2 separate regions of the Homo sapiens genome follow, and region 1 is linked to region 2. Evidence: chromatin loops called from intact Hi-C (ENCODE). Cell type or tissue: OCI-LY7. All regions are shown on one strand. Links, peaks and the distances in the headings refer to the core of each region. The heading gives the core; the rest is flanking DNA. Region 1 holds the start of A1CF (APOBEC1 complementation factor). Region 2 has its middle 36 kb from the start of SGMS1-AS1.

Evidence for each region. A loop is a pair of places that touch in the nucleus more often than their neighbours do. Peaks named below come from ENCODE experiments on the same cell type or tissue, not always from the same donor. Only the 100,000 strongest peaks of a DNase experiment are listed, where the experiment ranks them.
Region 1: it touches region 2 in a loop (4-fold over the local background); 2 of 110 quality-filtered maps call a loop at or near these places.

The regions. Positions count from the first base shown.
Region 1 is chr10:50,881,318-50,889,656 of GRCh38, reverse strand. It overlaps A1CF (APOBEC1 complementation factor), which reads left to right and starts at 4,030. Exons shown (of 13, transcript NM_014576.4): 1 at 4,030-4,076. In OCI-LY7, for the core only: no CTCF peak of the experiment used is centred there; no DNase peak of the experiment used is centred there.
Region 2 is chr10:50,656,790-50,665,128 of GRCh38, reverse strand. It overlaps the pseudogene BEND3P1. Among named protein-coding and RNA genes, the nearest start is that of SGMS1-AS1, 36 kb to the right of the region's middle. RefSeq lists enhancers at 4,509-4,558, 4,679-4,758. In OCI-LY7, for the core only: a CTCF peak has its summit at 4,746 (motif pointing left); a DNase peak (open chromatin) is centred at 4,848; H3K4me3 peaks cover 4,002 bases; H3K27ac peaks cover 2,127 bases.

The DNA of each region.
Region 1 (8,339 bases), core at 225-8,224, 220 kb before region 2:
AAGTTCAAATCACCAACTTACTTGAATATGTACAAGAGTAAAATTATTCTAAGACAACAAAAAAAAAAAAAAAAAAAGGAGAGAAGCAGGCAGTGTTATCCCATGGCAATTTATTCTCCACTCTACACCCAGAATCTACACAAATAGTCCAAGTGGCTCCCCTTCTTCAGATGCTTCCGTGACTTCCTTCCCATTGGCCCTGGATAATGCTGGGAATCTAGTGATGGCCCTTTATGAATCGTCTGACTTGGCTACCTACTCCAGTCAATTTCCCCATCATTTTCCCTCTTGCCCTTCACAACCGACCTTCTACCAGTTTTTTGAATGTGCCTAACTCATGCGAACTCAGGGCATCCCTATGAGCTATTTCCACTCACTAGAATGCCCACCTCCCATCCACACATCCTTCAGGTCTCAGCTTAAATGTCTTGTGTTCTGGAAGGCTTTCCTCAAGTACCTCCCAACCCACCCAGCCCTACACAAGGTTAGGTCCCTATGTTTTATGTTCTGTTTAGCATTCTGTACTTCTCCTTCATAACACTTATTACAACTATAATTAGTTAATCATTGGGGTATATGCTTAATGTGTGTACCTTCCATCTGGTCTGTTAACCACTGAATCCCTTAAGACTAGCACAGTATTTTCCAAACGCTTAAAATTGTGATCCACAATAAAAAATAAAGTTTACTTCATAACCAATACACACAGATAGATACATAATTAGAAAAAAAGTTTCATAAATAGTATTACCCCTTTCTTTTTTGTTTTTTGGTTTTTTTGTTTGTATTTTTTTTGAGACAGTGTCTCGCTCTGTCACCCAGGTTGGAGTGCAGTGGCCCGATCTCTGCTCACTGCAAGCTCCGCCTCCCAGGTTCGCGCCATTCTCCTGCCTCAGCCTCCCGAGTAGCTGGGATTACAGGCACCCACCACCACGCCCAGCTAATTTTTTGTATTTTTAGTAGAGACAAGGTTTCACCGTGTTAGCCAGGATGGTCTTGATCTCCTGACCTGGTGATCCGCCTGCCTCGGCCTCCCAAAGTGCTGGGATTACAGGCATGAGCCACCGCGCCTGGCCAGTATTACCCTTTCTAGATGCAATTCACTTGATATTTTCTGTTCTATTTTAATATGTTAGATACAACCCACTTTATTGATTTTATAGCCTACTAATAGACTCAAATCTCATTTTAAGTAATCACCTTTCTAATGCAACACTTAGCAGAGAGAAGTTTCTCAGTAATTGTTTGTAGAATAAAGTAATAGAAAATTCACATTTACCAGCCACTATCTAAACTGGTTTATTTTTACAAAGTAAAGGCAAATCTTGCCATCCTGGGTACAGTTAGCTCTCTTGATTAGACTGATGAGATCAAGGTCATAAATTTGATCTCATTCTGATGGATTGGTTTCTCTGTCCCAGGGCCAGAGACTTTCTCTCTAAGTACCCCTCAGAAAAAGAAAGGCTGATCCATTGTTTTTATTTTTATTCCTGATCAGTGTATTCCTATCCTTGTAACAAAATGGTTTAAAAAACAAAAGCAATAAAAATAGAAAGCAATAACCTAATAATTCATTACTACCAAATTCATTACTACCACTGGCTGTTAGGAGTAATATATGAATTGTCCTACGGAAATCATCAGATTTTGGGTTAATGCGATTGTAGTCCTGCCCTGTTGAATGCCAGGATCCATCAAATAAGCAACTGACATGTTTTTAATAACTGGTTACAATAGACTGAATGTTTGTGTTTCTCCTAAAATTAATATGTTGAAACCCTAACCCCCAATGTGATGGTATTTGGAAATAGGTCCTTTTGGAAGTAATTATGGTTAGAGTAGGTCATGAGGCTAGGTCCCTCATGACCCTCAGGACCTAGGTCCCTCATTTTAAAAATAGGTGCCCTTATTTTTAAAAAGGAGAAGACATGAGATCTCTCTTTCTGCATGCATGCACCAAGGAAGGCCATGTAAGGACATAACCAAAAAGAGGGTCCTGCTGGCACCCTGATTTTGGATTTCCAGCCTCCAGAACGATGAGAAACAAGTGTTTGTTGTTGAAGCTACCCACTGTATGGTTTTCTTTTTGTTTTCTTTTGTTTTGTTTTTAGATGAAGTCTCACTCTGTTGCCCAGGCTGGAGTGCAGTGGCATGATCTTGGCTCACTGCGAACTCCACCTCCCGGGTTCAAGTGATTCCCCTGCCTCCGCCTCCCAAGTAGCTGAGACCACAGGTGTGCACCACCATGCCCAGCTAATTTTTTTGTATTTTAGTAGGGATGGGGTTTCGCCATGTTGGACAGGATGGTCTCAATCTCCTTACCTTGTGATCCACCTGCCTCAGCCTCCCAAAGTGCTGGGATTACAGGCATGAGCCACCACACCCAGCCTTGTATGGTATTTTATTATAGTAACCTGAATGGACTGAGACTCTAGTTAATATCGTTCCTTTTACCTGTTGTGTTTTGGTGTTTCCATCAGATGCCTAAAAATCCTAGCTTTCCTTTCTTCATCTCCACTTATCACCATCTAAGCCCCTATCACAAAAAACAATAAAAGAAACCCTCTCAAAACTGTCCATCTTACAACATCAACAGTTCTTTATTGGACTGGGCAAACTCAAAGAATTCCCCACTCAATTGGGAACCATGCAACCCCAGACTGAGCTTTCACTAGGAAACCATCAGGGCTACTTTGTGAGGGAATCCCTTCCCAAGAAGGAAGTAGAGGGATGTGTCCCTCATTCAGCTATCTAGCTGGGTGGGGCATAAATGCTTTCTCTAGGTCTAACATCAGGGGAGCAATTCTGGGGTAAAACAATTGTTCCTGGGGTGTTTTTGTTAAACTCTATCATCCATTGCTATGGGAAAATGGTAAATCATTTCATGTTTGAGAACTGAAATAATTCCATGTTTGAGAACTAAAAACTGTAAGCAGAACTAGCATTCCAACAGTATCTTTTATCTCTTCTCTTACATATTCATAGATGTGCTTAATTGATGGATCTTCCTTTGCGTCTATATTATAGAAGGATTGCTTGTTTTGTGCTTTTCTATAGACAAAAATGCTCTCTTAATAGTTGGTTCCTAGAAAATTAGACTCCTTTTACTAGAACTAAAGGCAAGTAGGGGTATCCTCTAATTCTAGTTTTGGAATGTGTGGTTTCCAAGCTCTTAAACCAAAATTTACTCAAAATTAGGAAGGTTTTGGTTCTTCTTCCTTTTTTAAATGTGGGCTTTATTACCCTTAGGGATTTCTTCTGTAGACTACAGCTCTTACCAGAGAACTCAGAGTATAATGTTTGTATTTCTGAAAGCACCATTTCTCTATTTTTCAAGAAACTCAGTTACCACTGAGATTTCAGGCAATGAACAATAGCATCAGCTATCATATAACCCCAGTATGTAGCTGATTATTGTGCTTCTCACACAGTGGCCTCCTCTTAAAATCTAAATGAGCAGCTTGTATACAAAGAAGTATGCTTTCCCCAACCTGATCTGGCCTAAATCTATCTACTTTGTTATATAAATGCTTTGTGTATTTTCTGTTTGTAAGCCAGCATTTATCTACGTACTTGACCTAAAACTCCACACTTTACTCCATGTAATATAGTGATATAAAAAGTGTAAAACAAAGAAATATTCTCCTAAATTACCTTAGCTATAATATCACTTTGACATAGTAAAAAACAAAGGAAGTAACATAAAGGAAAGCTTAGGTATCCAATTGCAGTGAGTTTTTACTTTTTAAATATATCGTATAAGCCAATAAAATATCTTCAAAATAATATTTACCCCAACATTTTTACAACATTTATTTTAATTTTATAAACAAATAACAAAGATAGTTTTAGTAGATTATATCTGGGCTGTAGTGACCCAATTATCTGGTCAAAGGGCTGCATGGATGCAAGAGACAGGGTGAGTTAAAGTTTAACTCCCAGGAATTGTAAACCAAACCTAAAGCCACTGAACCTTTGGAGTTTGATATGACGATTAGAGCATAACCCGAGTGACACGTTGAATTCGCCATAATCAAGGAAACCTTTTCCGGGTGGGGATCTCTGAAATTACTCAGGTATGATCCATGTGTTTTGCTTTTTTCTATTTCAACTCTGTGAAACTGTGTATTGTGGTATCAGTGGGAATGCAGTGAAAACAGCTTTTACCCTCTTCTGTTATCGAGCCTAATTCAAAGAATTATCTAGCTTGTTTTTAGACTAATGAAACAACCAGAAAACAAAAGAATATATTGGAATTATTATATAATCTCTAAATGAGATAGCTGCCAGGATTTAATAAATTTCTGTAGACTTACCACGGAGGGTTCAAGAGTGGAGCCAATGTTGTGAGAAGTTTATTTAGCTCTAACCAGACAGCAGGGAGAGTTGTGGTTGAGTGCCTGTCCCAATCCTAGGACCCTGAGAAACAAAAATATAATTAACAAAAGAAATAGTATTAACATCACCAGCAGATTTTGAGTTCTGTGTGTGGGTCATAATTCCTATCATACTTTAGACTTCATATATTCAATTATCTCCAGAGCTACTACCACCATAAAAAAGAAAGTCTTGGTACAACTCTTGCGATTCCGCCTGCCATTATCTTGCTAACCAAAGGAATGTTTAAACTATTCACTTTTGATTCTGACCAAAAAAATATTATGGAAAATGACTGGTTTTCAGTGTGTTAAATCTGAACCTTGGAATGGCTAATTATTATATTGTTTCCACAATTTGGGCAACTGTGCTGAGGTGGATATATTTTCACATATTTTTTTTGTGTACTCCAAAAACATTATAATGGTATTTTAGCTAAAGAAAGAAATCAATCTGGACATTTACCAAAAATATCCCATTTTTACCAGAAACCCCCTAAACTCTCTGACTTTTTGTCATGATTACCTATGTAAATTCCAAGAAGAAAGGATTCCAAACTAAACAATTTTATTTACTATAGGACTTTTCAGATATGTATTGTATATCTCCAAGAAGATGAAGAACACAGCATTATTTGCACATTGTGCAGGATTAGTGTTTTATAGATCGTATTTTGGCAAATTCAGCTCTAGTTATAGTTTAGGAGCATCAAAAAATGTGTTGGTCTGCTCTGAAATTTTCTTTATAACGTGTGCTATGGAGCATGCAATGGGAGCACAGGTCTGGAAATGACAGTGATATCACTTATTTGTCAAAGCAGTAAGGTTTTGCCCTGCTAAATACAGAGAAAGAGACAAATGACTTATAAGGTTCATACTTTCTGGAATAACATTGACTCTGCCCATTTCAGACAACTCTTAACATTTTACTGTTCTATTTTACTATTTATCGATTTCAAGGGAAAAAAGAAGACAGCTGGCAAGGAAAAGAAATATTGTTGTGGGCAAACATTATAAAATGACATAATGGATATTAAAACACTATAAATACTTTGTTCTTATTTTCTACTGCACTAATGCCAAGGTGGTTTTATGTCATTTCAAATATCAACATTTCCTACACTATATTCAGTGGATGTTAATAAATGTGGCTCAAAAGAAAAGCAACTCCATTGTCAAGTAAGTTGAGGAAACAGTGTTAGAAAAGTTATAGCAGGTTTTGTTACCACATGAGTGTTTTGAGTAATAATGATAACAAGCATCTGTGAAGCACTATATTATCGGGTCTACTTCTAAGTTCTCTCCATGCATTATCTCATGTTATTCTTGGAACAACTCTATGGTGTGATACTATTATAACAGTTTATAAATGGGAAAATGGAGGCACAGACAAATTACCTAACAGGCTCAGCTACTCAGTTAGCAAGTGGCAGAGCCAGGCTCCTTTGTCTGGTAGTCTGATCCAGAGCCCAAGCACGTAACCATTATATCATACGCTCGAGCACTGGGGACTCATGACACATGCAAATATTGTCATTTATCACAACTATCTAAGAGAGTAGGCAACGTTTTGTTTCCTGGGCTTAATTTACAACAGAACATCTTCTTTCAGGAACATCTATCAATATCTCTCAAAATTGGCATTTCTCAGAATACAGAACAAGAAAGACCAAATCGCTTTTATAGCCCATGTCCAGCATTCAGAACAATCAGAATCCATTGAAATAATCACAGTTGAAAAATCTAAAGGACTTTAGAGTCTAGTCTTCCACCAAATAGGACTATGCCTATCTGAGAAACTTTTAAAATTAATTACGGAAAGAACACTAGGCTTTGTGCCTCGACACAGCTAAGTGGAAACGCCTATTGTAAAACTCCCTAGGTTTGTGACCTTGGGCATATTGTTTGACTCCACTGAATCTCAGATTCCTCAAATGTGAAATGGGGGTAAGATCTGACCCATAGTATTTTGTGAAGTTTAAATTAGATGATAAAGCAAAGGAGAGAAATGTGGTCCCCGGTACTTAAGAATTCAGCAAAAACCCCACTTCCCTTTTCATTTTCCTATTTGTAACAACCTCCAGAAAAATTTTCTAAAATTGCCCAAGTATACCTATTAGGCCTTGTTTTTCAAAACAATACTAATAAAGTTGAAATCACAAACTGTACATAAAAAATTTTGATTAATCACAAATAGTAGCACTATTCCATTTATTCAGAGAAAGACAGTCTGTAAATTTTTTTAGTATTAAAGCACACACACAGAGTATATTTTTATTTTAGAGATTATTGCTGAAGAAAACTCTTAGTTATAAAACCCCAACACCTTTTCACCCAAACCCATGGGACACCCTGACACAGTGCATGCTCATTTCATCATGGAGGCAGTTGATGTTAAAAATCTGTTTCAGTAACTGTCTTTTAAAAATTGTCATCCCTTAGAAAGCTGAGTAGTACTGTGGGTACTATTGCACAATGGTTTTCATTACCTTATGTGTCTCTAAAATGACTCAATAAGTTCAAACAAGACAGTATTGATCGACAGAGGATAAACACCATTTTATCTTATTCACAGAAACAGTAACCAGGCTCCTGCAAAGTGCAGCTCTCACAATCCAACTGCCCCCAGGAAAAGCATCTGGAAAAGGAGCAGCACTCTTGCGGTGACATTCTGTATTAGAAATCTGTATCCCATCTGCTCCTTGGCCTGATCCTGTAAAATCTGGAGAGTTATTAACAAATGTTTGCTGCTGATTCAACCAGGAAAGCTAGTTCATCATTTCATTTCATCAAATCTACTCCAACTAGGTTATCAGTTTTTTGTTGTTGATGATGGTTTGTTTGTATGAGATGGAGTATCGTTCTGTTGCCTAGGCTGGAGTGGTGGTGCAATCTCAGCTCATCACAACCTCCACCTCCTGGATTCAAGTGATTCTTGTGCCTCAGCCTCCCGAGTAGCTGGGATTACAGGCACACGCCACCATGCCAGGCTAACTTTTGTATTTTTAGTAGAGACGGGGTTTCATTATGTTGGCTAGGCTGGTCTCGAACTCCTGAACTCATGATCTGCCTGCCTCAGCCTCCCAAAGTGCTGGGATTACAGGCATGAGCCAACATGCCCGGTCTAGGTTATCAGTTTTAATGACCACTTAGAATTTTTAATTTAATAAACTAAAATTTTGTATTGAATATTTTTGATTGATGCAATCCAAAAATTAAAACATGCCCTTTTGTAAAAAATCATCGTCCTGTATAAGATATGCTGGTATCTTGAGAGCTCTAATTTGATTTCTTTTAAACATATGTAAGCTAAGATTTTTATCCTATATAGATTTATATGTGGAGTTTTATGCATATATGTATTAACAATCACATGGAGAACATTTTCCAAGTTTGTTTATTCAATAGGAATTGGTCCCTGGTAATATTAAGAGAGAAATACTAATAAGGATGTAAGATAAATCCTTCTGATTTGCACAGTTAAGTGCAATGCTCTGCTCCAGATGTAATATGACTAAAGAGAATTAACACATGACAATTTAGGCAGACAGAATGTCTAAGTGAGCAGATTGGTTTATAATTCTATAAAATCCCACCTGCAGTAGTGATGTAGTGATGCCTTCCCTCCCTCCAGCAATTAAAAACTATTCATTGTTTTAGGATGCCCAATTGATTTAAAAATCACTAGGTTTAAGTAGTAGAACTAACTACAATATCTTATTTCCATAGGATATTCTAGTTTATAAAGCTTTTCATATACAAGAACTTATAAAGATTTTTAATGGCAAATTTCTTATAGTTGATGTCAATTCAGTATGCCTAGTTTCTTCAAGGTAACTGTGTCAATATTCACCATTCCAATTGTACAAATCTGATTAACTGAAAGATGCTCCCACCTATCGTTTATAAGCCCAACTCTGTTTATGTAACACAATGATGTCCAACTTCACTGGACATTAACTA
Region 2 (8,339 bases), core at 327-8,326:
ACTTCCAACAAGGTAGGTTTCTCATGTATGTTATGTGTCCTCCATTGGTTGGCTTTGATCAGTTACTGGTCCTGTGCCTTGGATCCAGATGGATGAAGCGGCCTCATTTGGGACAGGACTAGAAGGACTTCTTCTGCTCAGAGTCATACATGGCATTTCTGATCACATTTCATTTGCCATAACAAGTCATGTGGCCATACTCGAGTTAAACAGACTAGGGATGTATAATCTCTCAGACAGAGACACCACAGAGAAAGACCATGAATACTCTTCATAGTGATACATCTGCCCCATTGTGTATACATTCAGAACATGTTCCATTGCTGTGTTTATATTTCACTAAGGAGTATGGGGAGTTGATGAGGGAGTGTGTTTAGGTGTGTGAAGGCTGGTGTGTGACAAGGGAGGCATTGGCAGGTGTGGGATATTTTTATACTAACACATTTTGGGGATTTGTATCTGTTTTGGGTATTTGTATTCTGTGTCATGTATATGTGTTATATATTTAAGATATATATTTATGTAGGTAGGTTAAGTATTCAGTGGTGTCAGAAATGTGTTTTTAGGGGAACATGGGTGAGTTTTTAGTATATTACAGAAGCATAGTGGGTTTTGGGTTTATTCTGAGGGTACTGGATAGTTATGTGTTCCTATTTGAATGGTGTGTGTGTATTTGCGTGCTGGGGGTGGTTTTGTGTATTTTGACGGTTCTGTGAGATATTGTGAATATGTGTGCATACATTTGAAAAGGCAGGTAATGTTCTATGTTTTAATGGTTTGTGTGTTGGATTTGTGTGTATTCAGAGTAGAGGACTTTATGCTCACGGTGTCTAGATGAGAATTTAGGTGTACATTTTTGGTGTGAAGAATTTGGAGGCAGAGAGATGGCTGGGTGTATTTGGGTGTTACCACTATGTGTATGTAACCTGAGGATATGGACAGAATATTTATAGTTTTCAAGATGGAGGCTTGTGTATGTTTGTATTTGGGAGTATATAGCCATGTGTGTATTTGGATCTGTGAGTATATCGTGGGTGTGTTATTCAGGCATCTGCATGTTTGAGTTTGTGTAATCTGAAGAGTGTGAATTTATTCAGGAAATGTGGTGGCTGTGTGTCCACTCTAGAGCTGTGAGTGTGTGGTCTGTGCTTGTACCAGGAGAGTATAGGATAATTTCCTCTTTTTTTCTATTTTTATAACATTTTATGTAACTCATAAAACAGTGTTTGTATAAAAATTCACACAAAGTTGCTAGAGAGCATACAATTTCCAAAAATGTCCTGGGTTTTTCATTACATTAAGTTTTTCTAACGATGCACTCAAATCAATGGTAAAATGCAGACATTATGTGATACTTCATTGTCTTTAGCAAAACTATTCTCACTACTTTGTCTCCTCACAGTATTAACTCTGATACCCACTTTGTGCAGGGTTTGCTAGTACTAGGATGTCACAAAACCATTAAGGCTGGATCTACAAGAGGCAAATATTTCCAAACAGCAGTAATAGCCCCTTGGCCCCCACCCCCACTTCATATATCCATACAGTCTGTCTACACAGTGAGGCAGGGTGCAAGCTCACAACCTCCACTTGGGAGTCTCAAGATCCCCCCTCTATTGGGTGAGAAGCAAACATTTGGGGGGAATGTTGGAAACTGAGGCCATCTCTACAGGAAACCACGTGGCCATGCTCTAGTGTTTTTGGGCCAGCGACCCTTACCAATTAAACGGCCACTCAGTACATTTATAACTATCTTCATTCTTTAAAAACTTACTAACAGAGAAACCAATGAACCCTACCACCTACTGTGACTTACTAGTTCACTCAACATCAAAACGTGTCTGCTAATTTTTTAGTCCTTGGGATACAAGACAAAAAAAACAAACAAACAAGTAAAAACCAAAGAATTTAGACAGGGGGAAGGAAAGGGATTGCCAGTAGATTTCATGGAACACATTAAATTTTGAAAAAAATCAGTATTTTCTACTTCTATTGCTTCGTGTAAAAAGTTTAAAATTAAAAAAATGCCCACTGGAGCCACCTGTATGGATGGAGAAGTGAGGACATAATATAGACAGGGCACAGGACCTGCAGTCATTTCCTGATGACAGTCCAGAGGCACAGGAATAGTTCCCAGGATGTGTCCATTTCTCTTCACAGAAAGGGACTGTAAGATTTTCAGGGAAGAAGCCCTACACGAGAAAGGTGTTAAGAAAATCATCACTGAAATATGGCTTCCAAAAATTGAGCATGCTCTAGGTTACAAACAGACATATTTAATTCCTAGAACTTGTTGAACTTCTCTGACATGGGTAGATGGGAATTTCAAAAGAGTTATTAATAATTGTGCTTCTAAAGTTGCAGGGTCAACATTTCACCCTCTAGAAAGCAGGGCAATTCAGGGCTTAGAGTCTTCTTGTTTACATCGTAGAAACCAGAACAAATTTCATGGGACCCCTCACCCCCAACAACCAGCGGCCAGGTGGAGAGAAGGCCACAGCTGTCTTTGGGTAGGGCGCCTGTGTGTGCATGCTGTGTGCATGTGCTGGAGAGACTAAGGCATAGAGAAGGGCCCAAGCGATGAGGTAAAGTGAGTCTCCTGGCTGCGCTAGTCCCTTCTTTCCAGGCACAAAGAAGTTGAACTTGTTATTCATGTAGGCCCCCTTCCTCTCACCTCAGCTTTTAGTAAGCAGTGTGTGTGTGCATGAGTAGCTGTGTGTGACAGAGTAAGTCCCTGTGCCTTTCTAGATTTCAGTAATTCAGGTTTGCAGTTTCAACAGAAATAATCTGTAAATGACACAAGCAAATTTACAAGTTAGATTAGCAACTTTACATTCCTTAAAATCTGATGTTATATTTTTAAAAATGCCTCTGGGTACAGGCAAAATTATGTCATATGGCCACTGGAACTGAAGTCCTTACCAGCTATATGAAGAATATTCAGATTGTTTCTGTTATCTCTGCATTTTAAAGTAGCAAAATACTAAGCCATTAGGTTATTGAACCTGTAATATTCCCACAGGGGTTTTATGTCTACCCCATGGGATTCAATTAATTTTCCTGGACTCTGGTTAGACTGTTTCCTTTCCCTCTTAGGCATTTGGCCCCCAAAGTCAGGAAGGTAAAAGTGTCATTTTTAAAGATTTTACCTGTCAGGGAATTTCCTTGTTGGTGCTCCTGGAAAGCATGCAGCTGGCCGGCAGGAGTCTGACATTCTCAGTCAGTGGGGAGAGAAGACATGTGTCTCCTAAAGCCAAGAGGTAGCCAGGTGGAGGACAGCAGGACTTTCTAGGGAGTCCAAGGGGAAAGTTCTGAGTGGACTCTGGGAAGGGACATGGGTGCCCCATCTGAGATGACCTGTGTCCTTCCAATGCCTGGTATCCCCAAGAGGTGCCCAGACATGGACCCGCCCTGGGGAACGAGGATGTGGTGCTGCCTGGAGGAGCTAACACTGAGGTTTGGGGAAGTCACCACACAGCTCCCAGAACCCAGAATCTCCGACAAGCAACCATGTGTGGAGAGGGAATGAGGACAGTGGAAGGACACAGCTCAAATGAAGACACTGCGGACATGTTTCCATGGCTTTCTACATTCTTCATCATCATCAAGTGTTCTCCTCTACACAGTGAGCACAACATTTTACCCACGTGCCTGATGGACAGGCCAAGCTGAATGGAAGACTTCTGAGGCACTGGAGCAGAAGGGAAAACTTGCACATGGTCACAAAGGACTTCACACTGTTCCATCCCCTCTACTGCCATCCAAGAGGCCTCTTGACTCTTCCAGAATCAGATGTAAAAGACAAGGTCAGTAAAATCAGTATCCATGCCACCTGAAGCTGTGATTAGGCATTGTACACGAACATGGCACTTTTATTTACTTATTTATTTATTTATTATTTATTTTGAGATGGAGTTTTGCTCTTGTCGCCCAGGCTGGCGCTCAGTGGCACTATGTTGGCTCACTGCAACCTCTGCCTTCCGAGTTCAAGTGATTCTCCTGTCAGCCTCCCGAGTAGCTGGAATTACAGGCACCCACCACCATACCTGGCCAATTTTTGCTTTTTTTTTTTTTTAAGTAGAGATGGGGTTTCACCGTTGGCCAGGCTGGTCCTGAACTCCTGACCTCAGGTAATCCACCTGCCTTGGCCTCCCAAAGTGCTGGGATTACAGGCATGAGCCACCGCACCTGGACTGAAGATGGCACTTTTAAAAAGATTTTTTTCTAAGTAAAATGGCCCCCAAAGAGCCCAATGATTTTTTTAAGGGTTTATTTTTAATTTTTAAAAAACTGGATAAAAATGAAAGCTGTAAAATATGGGAAGAGGAGCAAGAGAGCTGCTGAGTTTGCATTTGAAATTGTGAGGGGCTGGGGAGGACACGACCAGGTAGAGAGGACCGCTACCCACTAGTCCCTGCTCTCACAGCTTGCGCTCCCCACACTCAGGCTGCACCGCCAGGGAACACAGGACAGAAGTCTAGAGGACAAGAGACCAAACTCAAGTCTTCTTTCTTGTGGTTGGTTGGGTGTTTACATGTGCAAGTGTAGTAAGCCACACACCCCACGGACATAAGGTGCCTGTCTGTGGATGCCATAGGCATGCTCCTAAGCTCAGTCTCTAGTGACCCCGAGTCTCTGGGCAGGCCATGGGCCTTCACTTCTCCACTTTCTAGGCTTTCTTGAGGATGCCGCATTTTTTCCTGTTAGGGCAGTGGCACTGCTCATCATTGCTGGGGATACATTCGCAGTGCCACACCTCCTCCACCTTCTCCACGGGGTAGACGGCTTCCACCTAGTGGTAGATGAGCCGCAGCTGCGTAGGGTCCAGCTGCTTCTTGTTGCAAGCCCGGAAATGGTTGTACTGCAGCCGGAAGTTCTCGGCGGTGGAGGAGCCCCGCGGCAAAGTTGCCCACGGAGAGGCTCTGCTGCACGATCTCGCGCACCTCCTTGTCGGACAGCAGGTAGGGAGAGCGCACTGGGAAGCTCGGTGAAGGACCACCACCTCATCCAAGGGGATCTTGCAGAAGTCCTTGCTGCTCCTCTCAGGGGCAGCGGGGGACCCTCAAACTCCTCCCTGAACCTCTCAGGATTGATTGCATAGCTCCTCATGTTTCTACACTCGGGGCCAGCACGTGGACCTTGCACTGCTGCTGGTAGGAGCGCCTCTGTTCGTGTTCCAGTGCAGGTTGCCCATGAACTCCAGGGTCCAGACGCGATTGTTTTTGGTGCAGAGGTAGAGCAGGTGCACTTAGTGGCGAATGAGCTTGATGCAGGACGGGTCCAGCTGCTTCTTGCCCAGGGAGTCGCTGCAGCTGTACTGCTTGTGCAGGTTGTCATGGGTGAAGAGCTTGGGGAACAGGGGCACCAGCAGGCGCGAGGTGAAGTTGCCGATGGACAGGCTGCTCTCCTAGATACTGCGAAGATGCTCGTTGCTGAGCAGGCAGTCGGCGCCGGGCAACTCCAAGTTGGGCTGGGGATCTCCAATTTGTCCAAGTCGATAGGTACCAGTCAGATCTTCTTGGAGCGGCACCGCTCGCCCTTGAAGCTGTCCTCCACCCTGATTACTGAGATGTCATCGGGCAGGCTGGAGGAGTTGTAGCAGTTGTTGCGTGGGGGGCTTGCCTTCGCTGCCCGCGTCCAGCCCCAGGCCCTGGAGCTTGTCGTTGATGCACTGGGCGCACCGCTGCAGCCAGGCCTCCTCCTCCTGCATGTGGGGGAAGTAGACCTCCGTGTAGTTGCTGATGATCTGCAGCCTCTGCGGGTCCAGCTCCTGCTTGCCGCCGTCCCCGTAGCAGCTGTCCTGCTCACCCAGCTTGCTGTAGTGGAAGAGCTCAGGGAAGAGCCAGTGGAGGAGGAAGACGGCAAACTCACCGGGTGAAGAGGCTTCATCCAGGAACTAGGTGAGGGCCTACATGTCCACCACGTGGTCTGAGGCGATGGTGCTGCTCCTGTCCAGAGACAGGCCCTCCTCCTCATCTTTGTGGTCCAGGAAGTGGCCGGGGTCCACTGCTCAGCCTCAAGCTGGCAGCCTGGCCACCAGGCTGGCTGTTCTCCATCTCCCGCTGGGCCCAGAAGCGGCTGAAGAACTTACTCAGCTGGGGCAAGCACTCGGCCTGTCACACAGCCCTCTCCTTCACCGAGGGGTAGTAGACCTCCATGTAGTTGTGGATGAGCTGCAGGTGCAGTGACTCCAGCTTAAGCTTGGCCTCAAAGCTGCAGGCACTGCAGCCTTGGGAGAAGTTGACTGTGGCTGAAGAGCTTGGGGAAGAGCTGCACCAGCAGCCAGCAGGCCAGGACCCCACCTGACAGGCTCTGGTCCAAGATCTGCTTGAGCTCCATGCCCGTGAGCTGCTATGGGGTGGTGGGGGTCGGCTGGAATTTGGCCACCATCTCAGTGGGGTTCACCTTCAGGGAGAGCAGGTCCACTTTGCTGTGCAGCTGGGACCTGTTGGACGTGAGCGTGTTGAGCATGTAGAACATCTCCTGGATCAGGAAGTAGATGTTAGGGTCACTGTTGGTGGCTGCCCCAGTGCTGCCACAGTCCCATTTCTATGGCTCATTCAGGAGCCTAAGCAGCAAGGGGCTGTTGCTGGCATTTGCCTTCTGGAAGAGCTCATATGTGTTTAGCAGGTCCCCTGAGGGAGGGTTCTTCTTCTCCATGACCTTGTGCAAGATGCCATACAGAGGCTTCTTGTAGTAAGGGGTGGTGGCATGGTTGCGGGGCTCCTCCTTGCCTGCCCACACAGAGCCTGAGCTCCTGCCTTGCCAGCCTGCTCTCCATTGCCTTGGCAGGGCGAGCTGTTCTTGGGTTCCACATGCCTGCTAGGAGCGCCTCTGGGATCAGCTACCTCCTCTCCACACTGGGGATGGAGTCTGGCTGGCCATTGCTGACCAGCTGAGTCCTTGAGGGCAGTAAAGACGCTGTCCAGAGGGTGCTTCTCAGAAGTCCTGGAATTCACGGAGCAGCCTAGAGCAGCATCTTTGGCCTCTGTCTCCACTCTCACTTCTTAGAAGTTCTTCTACATCAATTTTTTTTGGAGATGGTTCTGACTCTGTCACCCAGGCTGGAGTGCAGCAGTTGATCAGAGCTCACTGCATCCTTGACCTCCCAGACTCAAAAGAGCCTAGCTACTTAGGAGTAGCTAGGACTACAGGCCACGGCCACCATGCCTGGCTAATCTTTTAAATTTTTTGTAGAGGCAGAGGTCTCTCACTGTGTTGCCCAGACAAGTCTCAAATTCTCGGGCTCAAGTGGTCCTCCCAAAGTGCTGGGATTAATGGCGTGAGACACCGTACCTGGCCATATTTTTTTTTTTTTTCAAAAAATTCATTTGTAGAGTTTAAAAAGTATCTTTCGATCAAGAGTTCTTATTGTATTTATGTTTGCAAATTTCATTTCCCATTCTGTTGCTTGCCTTTTCACTCAGTGAGTTATTTTATGATTACAAATCCCTATTTTTTATGTTATTTTATTACTATTTATTAACCTATTTATCTTATTTACTAGCCTTCAATAGTTACTTTTTGAGTCTTTTTTTAAATCTTAAGGTCATAGAAGTGTCCTCTGTATTACTTTTTAAAAACTGTACTGTTTTATGTTACACATTGGCTTCTATATGAAATAATTTTTGTGTATGTTGTGAGGTTGGATGTTAATATTCATTTTTCTCTGTACCGATGTATGAAAGACACCACAATTTATTGAAAATGAATCTTTTCCTCATTGTACTGAAGCACTATTTTTTTCACAAATCAGCTAAATATATTGTGTGGTTCTCTTTATGAGCTCTCTATTCTGTTTCATTGAAATATCTATACTTGCACCTTTTCCATAATGTCATAATTGATATACATTTATAAAAACTTTATATCTAATAGTGTAAGTCTTCACATTATATTTTTTCTTCAAAGTTATCTATACACTGCATTTTCATTTGCATTTTATAGTCAGTTTTTCAGTTGCCACCAAATATAATGCAGACAAATTATGCTATTACTAATCACAGTATTGTGATTTTCAGTGTATTACAAATATAGATTTATTTAAAATACTGAATCTTTCTTCTAATACCAAGAATGACATAGGAACATGGTACACCTTTATTTCTGTTGAATATCTTTAATTTCTCTCAGTAAAATCTCACAATTTTCAGTAAAGGGATTGCATATGCTATGTTATATTTTATATTAGGAATTCAATGTTTCTTCCTGGAAACATTTCAGATTTTTAATATTTTATTTGATTTAGACTCACTATATTTGGAAAGCTTTAATTGTAATTTTATTTTTAATAGATATAGAGCTATTCGGATTTGCTATTTATTCTTGTGTCACTGTTA